Linked DNA regions of Mus musculus: all the other regions are linked to region 3. A link is a loop called in an ENCODE intact Hi-C map of the cell type or tissue named here. Cell type or tissue: left cerebral cortex. All regions are shown on one strand. Each heading gives the region's core, and the rest is flanking DNA. Links, peaks and the distances in the headings are about the cores only.

The links. Hi-C counts contacts between places; a loop is a spot of excess contacts. Peaks named below come from ENCODE experiments on the same cell type or tissue, not always from the same donor. Only the 100,000 strongest peaks of a DNase experiment are listed, where the experiment ranks them.
Region 1: a loop joins it to region 3, with 4 times the contacts of the local background. A loop is called at or near these places in 34 of 42 quality-filtered maps.
Region 2: a loop joins it to region 3, with 7 times the contacts of the local background. A loop is called at or near these places in 22 of 42 quality-filtered maps.

The regions. Positions count from the first base shown.
Region 1 is chr19:47,274,007-47,277,585 of GRCm38, forward strand. The region is part of intron 11 of Sh3pxd2a (SH3 and PX domains 2A); the gene reads right to left. Among named protein-coding and RNA genes, the nearest start is that of Mir6995, 2.2 kb to the left of the region's middle. In left cerebral cortex, for the core only: a CTCF peak has its summit at 1,814 (motif pointing right); DNase peaks (open chromatin) are centred at 2,374 and 2,926; H3K27ac peaks cover 557 bases.
Region 2 is chr19:47,175,933-47,179,511 of GRCm38, forward strand. Neurl1a (neuralized E3 ubiquitin protein ligase 1A) reads left to right here and starts at 2,888. Exons shown (of 6, transcript NM_021360.4): 1 at 2,888-3,579. The coding sequence starts at 3,535. In left cerebral cortex, for the core only: a CTCF peak has its summit at 2,237; DNase peaks (open chromatin) are centred at 1,459, 2,302, 2,907 and 3,092; H3K4me3 peaks cover 1,125 bases; H3K27ac peaks cover 936 bases.
Region 3 is chr19:47,336,012-47,340,069 of GRCm38, forward strand. The region is part of intron 6 of Sh3pxd2a (SH3 and PX domains 2A); the gene reads right to left. Among named protein-coding and RNA genes, the nearest start is that of Gm29834, 51 kb to the left of the region's middle. In left cerebral cortex, for the core only: a CTCF peak has its summit at 2,009 (motif pointing left); DNase peaks (open chromatin) are centred at 2,008 and 2,587; H3K4me3 peaks cover 1,047 bases; H3K27ac peaks cover 299 bases.

The DNA.
Region 1 (3,579 bases), core at 842-3,341, 62 kb before region 3:
ATGCCTAAAATCCCAGCAGTCAGAAGGCTGAGGCAGGAGGAATGGAAGTTATAGGCCAGATCTGGAAACCAAGTACTTTGGGATTGGATTTGAGGCCCTCAAAATAGAAGGAGGTTCGTGCCTGGCATGGTAAACCCGCTCGTAGGCCCAGAGGGGACCTATGATTGTTGTCTTGCTGAGTCCGTGGTTCTCAGCCTTCCTAATGCTGCAACCCTTTAGTACAGTTCCTCATGTTGTGCTGACCCCCAACCATAAAGTTATTTCTGTTGCGACCTCATAACTGGAATTCTGATACTGTTATGACTTATCTGAAATCTCTGTGTCTTTGATGGTCTTAGGTGACCCCTGTTGAAAGGATCATTTGATCCCCAAAGAGTTGAACCCACAAATCGAGAACCGCTGTGCTAAACGGACAAGGCTGTCGAGCTTCCCTCTTAATATCTATTTTTATAGGCATACATTGGTGCTACCCTCAACCTCGGACCAGAAAAACTTCTCTCTGTGGTGGTCAGCACGTAGTGCGGAGACTGGTTGTAACCTTCTTAATGCTAAGAATAATTGACTACTGACTGTTGTGCCGCAAACAGGATATCTGTGTCACCCTGTTCCACAAAAGGCTCTCAGGGAACATCATGAAACAGGGGGTGGAGAGACTGTAAGAGCCAGAGGGGGGAGGTACGCCAGGAAATGCTGTTTTCTGGACGTGACAAGGCTACCGCACTACCCATGAACTCACAGTGGCTGGTTACCTGTATAAGATCAGGACAATGAGACCAATAAACATTATAGCACTAATTGAACCCAGCGGGAGGGAGAGGACATGAAGGGAAGAAGGGGAAGTGTTGAGGGTAACTGAAGAGAGGAGAGAGGGAGAGCTGGGTTGGGTAGGGTCAAATATAGTGTTTACATGTACAAAGGTGTCAAAGATTTTTTTCTTTTTTCTTGAGACAGGGTTTCTCTGCATAGCCCTGGCTGTCCTGGAACTCACTTTGTAGACCAGGCTGGCCTCGAACTCAGAATTCCACCTGCCTCTGCCTCCCAAGTCCTGGGATTAAAGGCATGTGTCACCATGCCCGGCGGTGTTAAAGATTAAAAAAAAAAAAGAAGAAATTCTATTTTTTTAATTTGAAGCTCTAGGTCGGCCTGGGCTAAAGAGTATGCCTCTATCTCAATAAAGAAGAGAGGCAGGGTTTACGCCTTAGCACCGCACAAGCAAGCAGAGGCACACACCTGTGACCCCAGCACTCTGGAGGTGGAGGCAGGGATCAGAAGTTCAGGGCCATGGTCAGCCACAAGGGCTAGTCTGGATAGAAGAGACCTTGTGTCAAAACAAAGCAACATTAAAAAAATAAATAAAGAGTGGGGTGGGAGGGGTGGCCATGGCCTAATGGGGGAGGGTCTGGGTGCTGCTAGACAGACAGCAGACAGGTCAAGTTCACAGGGTGAGTCCACACATGTAACCTTTTAATGCTGTGGCTTAAAAAAAATTTATTTGAAAAAAAGTATTTGATAGGTGAGTTGAGGACAATTAGGAAAAACCGGGTAAGATCAACATACAATAAGAAGATGGAACAAAGAAAGAGCCAGGCACGGTGGCTTATGCCCATACTCACTAGTTGGGAGGCTGAGGCAGGAGGATTGCCTTAAGTCACACCAGCTTAGGTTACACAGGGAGTACCAGGCCAAATGGGACTATATACAAGACTTTTTTTTTTTAAAGTCATATTTATATAATCTTAAAAAAAACCATTTATTTATTTATTTATTTTATGCATATGAGTACACCACCATTGCTCTCTTTTGACACACCAGAAGAGGGCACCAGACTCCATTACAGATGGTTGTGAGTCACCATGTGGTTGCTGGCAATTGAACTCGGGACCTCTGGAAGAGCAGTCGGTGCTCTTAACTGCTGAGCCATCTCTCCAGCCCCATATTGATATAATCTTGTGGGTTGAAAAAGCCTTTTTGTCTGTGTAGCCCTGGCTGTCCTGGAACTTGCTCTGTAGAGCAGGCTGGCCTCGAACTCACAGAGATTTACCTGCCTCTGCCTCTGCCTCTGGTTAAGTTTTGATGATTCCTTGATGTTTAAAACAACTTCCCTCTCTTCCTCCACATGGTATCAAGCCTTCACCCAAATCGGCAGGGAGCTTGCTTCTGGGCCTAGCACTGGCTGGCCAGTGCTTCTGACTCTAGGTCGCAATGTCCCCATTTGCTCTCTGGGACACAGCTGGCTCTTTAGAAATGGCTCTCACAGACCAGATGCCTGACAACCCCTTTTTCTACTGCCCTTTCCAATGTGACCTTGATCTTGGCCTTGTGTCAGGTAGGAGAAAGGCAACAGAGAGGTCCAGACAGGAGGTGGCTCCTCAGAGCCATGTCACTGGGAGGTACACACAGGTGTGCACAGCTTACATGTTCCTTGGAAGGCAGACATCACTGAACTGAGGCTGGCTCCTGGATGTGATGGGCAGAACTTGAAGCATAGAATGTCAAGGGTGGAGAGAAGCAATGAGAATGATCTTTCTGTGGCAGTAGCTAAGACTCAGAAAGGCAAGGCAGTTGTCAGAGGGCCTGAGGGAGAGTGTGCCACACCAGGCCCAGAGCCTGGGGTTCTTGAAGCTCTGAAAAAGACCTTGCTGGTATCTTGTCATGTGACAGTGGCAGAGGAATTGGGTAGGGACTATAGGGTAATAGTCAGGTGCACATAGGGCCCAGGGTGTCCCATTCCACAGCCCTCTGTGTTTCACATGCTGTATCGATAAAGCTATGTCTCGGGCTTTGTGTTACAGAATACAACAGGCAGAGCGACGCAGGCATCAGGGGTGGCTCTGTGTCTGGGCACAACTTCCTCACAGCTGTTCCTCAGCTCTGTAGTAGGACTGGCTCCAGAGAGAAGCAGGCCGCAGAGGGAATGTGTAGGAGTGTGTGTGTGTGTGTGTGTGTGTGTGTGTGTGTGTGTGTGTGTGTGTGTGTCTAAGGCTGGGGGAGGAAAAGAAAGACAGGAAATGAGGATCAACACACAGCTTGGAATGTTGGGAAATAGCAGTGTTTTAAGGAGGTATCTGGCAGGCTTCTTAAGGTAGAACGGGATCACCAGGGTCCTTTACAACTGAAGTCCCCACTGGCTAAAAAGGACCAAGCTAGAGGGACAGTAGCTGACTAGAAGTAGCCCAAATTGACACTATTCGTTATCTTAAAACAAACACACAGACAGACAGACAGACAGACAGACAGACAGACAACCCTAAAATATAAAAGGCAGCTGTGGTGATCACTCCTAGGCAAACACACGCAGACCACCAGCTGGCTGCAAGATCTATCTGCAGGCCTTTCCACATGAGGCTTGGGGGCTGATGGAACTGCAGTTGGTTCCAGCTTTCACTGCTTAGAGAACACAGAAGACCAGGGGGTAGCTGCTTTGGATAACACATGTGTAAGTACACAGTCCCGTGCCACATGACAGGTTAGAAAGGGACATGTCAGTCCTCCAGACTGACAGGCACCAGGGTGAGGGTGATGGGGGCATCAGTTCACACTAAGGCTCAGTTACCTGCGCCCTCCCTTGCAGCACAGACT
Region 2 (3,579 bases), core at 842-3,341, 160 kb before region 3:
TTCTTCTCGCTCCTCCTTTCCAGGATGGGGCTGAGCTACCTCCTAACTGTTGCCTTTAAGCTGCCTGGGTGGTGGTTGTGGAGGGGCTAAAAATCTGGGAGTTTGACCAGAGTCCAGAGGAAGGAAGGAAGGCTGCTGGCACTCTGTGATTCTTCAAGATGGATTTACCCAGAGCCAGAAAAGGGTTCCCAGAACCCAGGACAATGTAGAAGGTTATACTTCCTTCTTTAGGTCCCTGCCTGCTTGCTAAAGACCTATATCCAGTTGACATTTAACAGTGGTGTCCCATGCCCCAATCTGAACTCCCCAGGGGGGAAAAAAGTAGGGTTAAGGGTTCAAGGGGTGACACTGAGGGGCCCTTGGGCAGACAAGTGTAGGGTGTTTCTGCTCAGCATGACCCCTGCATGATCCTTCACAGCCGCACATTGGCTGGCGGGGGGGGGGGGGAACGGGGTCGGGGGGGGGGGGTCTCCCTCATCTCAGCCCAGTTTAGCCCTATCTTCCTCCCATGATTTTCCTCTGAGTCAGGGGAAGTTTTGATACTGTCTCAGCTCCCTGCCTTTGTCCCTGATACTGTGCTGAACAGGGAATTACAACCTATGCCCCAAGCCATGTCCAGTAACTGGTCCTTAATTAAACTGAGAAAGCAGAAAAAGGAGAGTTAGTGAATGTGGCCACATTAGGAACCAAGGGACAAAGACGGTCAAAGAGGGACAAAGAGATCCAGTATCCCCCAAGTCTGTCTTCTGGGGTCCTAAAGTGAGATTAAAGTTTGAATAGGGGGCTGAGGGTGGGCACACCTGAGCAGGTTATGACCTTCAAGTTCAGAAGCAACACTGTCAGTTTCCTTTGGAGCTCAGGCTACTCAGAGGATCAGGAGAGAGCCTTTTGGCCTGCTTGCCCGCCCTCCCTCCCTCCCTCCCTCCCTCCCTCCCTCCCTCCCTCCCTCCTTCCCTCCCTCCCGCCTTTCCTCCCTCCTTCTTGTCATTTGGCCTTCATTTTTCTTCTGCTTTGCCCATGGCCCACATTTAGGCCTGTGTGGGGCCTGTAATCTCCCTTTGGGGCCTTGGGTCCACCCCTATCCTGTACCAAGGCTTCCCAGGCCACAGAAGCGGGCTTATTCCAGAAGGACTCAGAGCCTCTCCAGCCACTCTCTACAAATCCCAGCCAGAACCCTGCACTTCACACACACTCCAGGGGAATTAGTCTCCTCTATACAGGCTCCACATATTTATTCTGACTCATAAAATGCCTGATCTCCCCAGCTATGTGTAATCTGTATGTCCTCATTCTCTCTCTCTCTCTCTCTCTCTCTCTCTCTCTCTCTCTCTCTCTCTGTGTGTGTGTGTGTGTGTGTGTGTGCTTTATGTATGTAGCTGTTAAGAGCCCACAGATTGCTGACAAATGAATCATCATTTGGGGAATAAGTGTTGGGAAGACACCGCCTATAAATAAGACACCAGTCCCTGACCATTCTGTAGCCAGTCAGCACCTGATCCCAGGCACCCCAGAGGCTTGGGGCTGGGGCTGGGACTGGGGGCCTGGTTGTCTTTCTCCTCAAACACCAGAGCATACCTTTCACAGGTATTTCTAGCTTGCCTGGAGTCTCTGAAACTTAAGGATATAACATGTGCAATCAGAGGAGAGTAAAAGGCAGGACAGGGGGCTAAAGGGGATCAGAGATGATGTCTAAAGATCACAGTAGGATTTTACTGCTGGCAGGCATGGGGATCCATTCACTGTACAAATACTTCTGAGAATCCGCATGTCCCTGCCCTGGGAGCTAGAACACTGTGAGGAAAGTGGCTGGCCGACTCTCCCCTCAGCAAGCTTATTCTCTATCAAGAGAAGCCGAATCTAACCAAGCAGAAAAGGCTACTTTTAGGCAAAGTCATATAAAAGCCACGAAGAGAATGGGATGACCCTATGGAGAATGATAGAGAGAGGCAGAGATGCTTAGCTGGGGTGGTCAGGAAAGAGCTGTGCCTACACATTGAGGATGGGTCCTATGGAGAAACTTCCAGAAAAGGATGGAGGAGATGTCTGTGTCCCACTCATGACCCAGGGCTCACTCTGGATCCGAGTTGGGAAAGTCCGGTTAGAGTGAGCGATGGCCCCGAGAAGCAGCAAGGCTGATGAAGGTGTGAGATGGACAGACGGACTGTCTTCTCCCCCATGATACACTGGGAGAAATAACCGCCCCAGATCCAAGATGACTTCCTGGTCCCTCCTGCAGGTAGCAGTGCTGAGCTACACAGATGGAAGAGTCACGTGAACAGGACATTTACAGACTGCCCCCTTCCTCGAGGAAGCCACCTTGGTCTACTATAGGCTATAGCACCCCCTCTATCCCTTCCCCAATCTCTTAGTTTTCCAGCTGACAGAATAATTCAACTTGGAACCGATATCTCTCTCATGGTTTGTACCTGAGCTGGGTCCCATCGGCTTGCTTCTGGTCTTGTGGTTCTCCGTTCTTGAACATGCAAAGGATGTTTGAACAGTCAGGAAATGGTCTGACTGGGGTTCTGATTGGAAGTTCCAACTACAGCGAAGGGGAGGTGACTGTATTCCTGATCTCAATTGTCTTAATTCATTATCCACTCACTCCTGAGCGTTTTAACACGTGCCAGGCCCTGAATCCCGTGCTAGGGAGCCTCCATTAGGGCTACCTCGCCACGCCCTGGCTCCGGGGCTCCCAGCGTTGTGGCGGTCCTCTTCCTCTTGTTTTCAGGTTCTATGTCCCAGGACAGGGAGACGCTCAACCTCCGAAGCTCCCATCTATTCCTGACGTCAGGTCCGGAGCAGTGCCGCCCCCAACCCTGGGTCCCGCGCGCCTTCGAGAACTTATAGCCAGCGGGAACGCGGCGCGCCCCGAGACCCACATCTGGCAGAGCGGGCGCGCGCGTGTCACTAAGACGCTCATTAACCTGCGCAGCTGTCGCCATAACAACCGGAGCCCCGGAGTCCTGGCGACGCTAGGGCGGGGGTTGGGGGCGGCGGCCTCGGGAGGGACCTGGCGGGAGCGGGGGCGGTCCACACGAGCCGGGCGCTGCAAGCTCACCCGCGGGCGGGAGGGCGCCACGCACGTCGCCGCGGCCGTCCCCGCGGGCGGGGACCGAGCCCGCCGACGAGCCTCCGAGCAGCCGCGCGCCGAGCCCCGACTCTATGGCCCGCGGGGAGCGCGCCGCCGCTGCGCCGCCCACCCGCAGCCGGAATCCGAGCTCCAGCACCAGGCAGAGCGCAGCGGCTCGCGCCGCGGGCCGGGGCCCAGGGGCCGGGCCGCCCCGGGCGCGGGGCATGGGAGCCCGGTAGCCGGGTGGCGCGAGGACCCCCACGGCGGGCAGGACCCGCCGAGCGAAGACCGCCAAGCCCAGGGAGAGCCGGAGACAGCAAACCGCCCGCCCCCGGTCGCAGCCCCGCCAGGGCCCTCCCCTGGCAGCGCGCACCCGCGCGCGCACACACTTGCACACCTTTCCTCCGCTCCTGCCCAGCCTTGCCTGGCTCCCGCCGGAGCACCCCCGGGGGGCCGATGCCATGGGTAACAACTTCTCCAGTGTCTCCTCTCTGCAGCGAGGAAAC
Region 3 (4,058 bases), core at 819-3,318:
GTGGATTTCTGAGTTCGAGGCCAGCCTGGTCTACAAAGTGAGTTCCAGGACAGCCAGGGCTACACAGAGAAACCCTGTCTCGGAAAAAAACAAAAAAAACCAAAACAAACAAAAAAAAAGTGGGCTGAGCAGTGGTGGTACAAGCCTTTAATCTCAGCACTTGGGAGGCAGAGGCAGTTGGATCTCTGAGTTCAAGGACAGCCTGGTCTACAGAGTGAGTTCCAGGATAGCCAGGGCTACACAGAGAAACCCTGTCTGGAAAAAACAAAACTAAAATAAAATTAAAAAAAAAAAAAAAAAAAAAAGAAAGAAAGAAACCAAAAGTTGGGCCTAGCTTTTCTGGATAGATCGCTTTTTATAGTAGCTAGTAATTATGGATAAGTCTTACTATCAGAAAAAATACACTTTATTCAAAACTGAACTTAGGGGGTTAGAGAGATGGCTCGGTAGCTAAGGGCACTTGCTGCTCTTTTAGAGAACCTGGGTTCAACTCCTAGTACCTACATCATGGCTCACCCCCATCTACAGCTTCAGTTCCAGGAGACCCAACAGAAGAGTGCTTCTGATCGCTTCAGACATCGGGCATACATGTGTTACTACCGAGACATACATGTAGGCAAAACACTGACAAATATAATAATTTAAAAGCATAACTAAGCAAACTTAAAACATAAATAAAGACTAATTTAGCCATGCATGTTGGCTTATGCCTCTAATCCTGTACTGGAGAGGCCAAGTTAGAAAGGCTGCCGTGAGTTCAAGGCCAGTCTGGGTTACAGAGTGAGACTGTCTCAAAAGTACAAAGCAAGGGGCCAGAGAGATGGCTGGGTGGGCAAGGCACTTGCCACCAAATCTGATGACCTGGGTTGACCCCAGGCAGGGAACCAACTGTGACATGTCACACATGCCCCTACACACAGAAATAAATATTTCAGATATGTGCTGTCTTTATCTACTTTCAAGTATTTTATAACAGTTTATAAAATTAAAAATATTTAATTTTATAAAAATTTTAAAATGTAAAAAAATTAAAAATATAAAAAAATTTAAAGAACAATTAAAAATAAATGAACTAAAAAAAACCCCAAAAACTAACAAACAAAACAAAGCAACAAACCCGCCCAACCTCATAGCCAGGCCTAGAGGCACAGGCCTGCCCTGGGTTACTCTAGAGGCTGGAGCACAGGGGCTTGAGAGTGGCTCCGCAGTGAAGACCCTTGCTGCTCTTGCAGAGGACCTGGGTTCCGTTCTCAGCAGCCACGCTGGGCAGCTCACAGCCACCTGTAACTACAGTTCCAAGGGTCTCCTGCACACTTTTGGCCTCTTCAGGTACCAACTCGAACGTGGCATCTACTTGGTGCCCATGCTGGATGGGGGAGGAGCCTACACCAGCACCCTCTCCTATCTCTGCGGCCTCCTGCATCCCATTTCACACAGAAGCTAAGGACTTAGGAACATACAGCTGGCAGAACTGTGGCACAAAGCAGGCCTCCCGGTTCAGAATGTACACTCCTTTGGGGTTCAAAAAGTGGAAATAAATACTGTGACTGAATCTTTTTACTCCCAGGTTAAAGGCCTCTCCTCCCTTCAAAGCCTAAAATAAACAATAAACAAATAAACACAAACTTGCCAAGAGCAAAGCCAACTGAGCCAAGCTGAGGTTTGAATTCTATCTAGTGTGTCAGATGCCAAACCCTAAATTCTCAACTCCAACAACAACAGAACCACATCAGCGTTGATCTCATTAACTGGGCCCAATAAGACCGTTTAATGATCGTGGCGATGGAAGGCAGGCTGAGCTCACAGCTTTTCTAAGAATAAACAGGACTTCATCAGAAACATCAACACTTGCCCAAGAAAACAATCTCGCAACACTCTTGAGCAACCTCGTTTGCATTTAAACTGGAGCTCGCCAGAGTTCTGGGTGGGAAGGAGCGCCAGGTCCCCTCTGCCTGGCAAGTGGCACACATAGAAGCCTCCATCCCAGAGGCTCTGTGGGAAACTGCGCCCCCTAGTGGCAGCTTGCAGAGCTCCTCAAGCTTTCTTGGGAGCCATGGGCAGCGGGCAGCATGCAGCATGCAGCTTGCAGCATTCCTCCGTGACCTCGCTTCAGTCCCTGCCTGGAGTTCCCGCTCTAACAGCGATGGACTGTGAGCTTGTAAGCCACATAAACCCTTTCCTCGCCGAGCCGCTTTTTATTCCGAATGTTTTATCATAGCCATAGAAAGCAAACCAGGTTATCAAGCAGCTTGACGGACACTCTCCGGCTCCCAGACTTTCTGAATCATCAAATCCACCCAGGGTTGCCGCTGTTGCTGGGACAACATCTCTCCTCTTTGCCCTCTATGCAGTTCCAATCACCAGCCAGAAAACCATCCAAATCGTATCACTCTGTGCCATTCATTTAACTCAGAGAAAGTCAACAGCCCCGTGCAGTCGCAGTCTGTGCTGTAAACGGCCCCCCATCCTCTCCTCTGCTACCCCCTTCCCTCCCCCTCGGCCCCTGCTGCTCATCATCTTCCCTGCCATAGCCTGCTTGAGCAGCTGGGCCTTCGTTCACACTGTGCACAGCCCTGTTCCTCCACCACTCCCCTGTCACCGGGCGCCTTTCATAGAACAGCTCGTCACTGTGAACTTCCAAACGGCAGGCATATTTCTGCAACACCAACATGGGTACAGTGCCCGAATACAGCTGGGGCTCAGGAAGGTCATATAACTGATTTCCAAACAAGCTACGATTAGTCTTGCTTGCTTAGATTTCTGAGTGTACTCTCGCTAGATAACCAAAGCCTCTTCCGGCTCTCGGCTCCCAAGTCAGAAAAGTTCCTTCTAGGTCCAATGTCCCCCCAAGCCCGGATGAGAGGCCACCTTTCCTGACTCTCACTGCATGATCCAGGTACTCGGTCTCCAAATCACTTGCCCACGGAGCGGGGCTTGTATGGAGGCCGCAGTTTCAAGGTGGTGGGAGATAGGCAGTAAGCAAGAATGTGTACAAGGTAACTAACTGGAGTGTCAGCGACAGGGAAGGGGCAGAGATTTGAGAGGGTGCGGCTGGGGTGGCTCCTCCGAGATAATAAAAAGGAGCCAGCCAGCCACAGGGAGGAACATTATTCCAGGTCCAGGGAACAGCAAGTACGAAAGTCGCCAGAGAAATGAGCGAGATATCTTAGGAGCAGACGATGACCCCGCGGTTGAACAGGTTTGACCTGATGGGAATGTAGGGGCAGAGCCCGAGTCAGAAAGGCAGCGGGGGTCAATTATGCAGGGCTCTGAAGCCAGAATAAGGAATTGTTTTTCATCGCGTGGTAGTCCCCCGGGGAAATTTCAGCGGGTTTGGAATGTACTTTACGAGTGCCCTCTAGCGGTGCTGCGGGGAATGGCAACTACCGGAGTAAAGGTGGAGGCTTCCTGGGAGCCTGAGGGATTCCCTGCGAGGTGGAAGGCGGCCCTCTAAGGTGACAGTGGGCACAGGCAGAAGTGAGTGGATCAGGAGGCCCAGCTGATAGGCAGAAGGAAGGGAGGGTGAAAGCCAAAGATGGCTTCTAGCCGTTAGGCAGAAGGAACCAGGTCCGCAAGGAAAGATTTAGCAGAAGGAGAGATGCAGAAAAAGTCCAGGCCACCCTTCTCACTGTCAAATGTCACCGGGCCTGCCCCCTCCGCCAGGCTGTGTGCCATGTGACACTGCTCTTCCTCTGCTCTGCACAAGCCTTCCTGCTGATATCTGGGGGGCTGGGGGCAGGGAACCAGGGTCTCATCAACTACAGAAGCAGCTCGCATCTCAAAGGAACAAAGGAGTTGGTTCATTCCAGAGCCCACAATGAGGAACAAAGATTCATGTTTCCCCCAAATAATGTGTTCCAAAGAGGCAGCGATCTTGTTTATAGAAACAGGAGCAAAGAAAGCCATAAGGCGATATACTTTCAAATCCATCAGGTAGCAGGCAACAGCTGCATGGGGGAGACGACAGGGTGCGGTGGAGGCTCTGCCGTAGGTTTCAGAAAGTACCTGACAGTATTCTTAACCCTTTGGTTGGCGGAAACTTGGATCCTGTTCATATA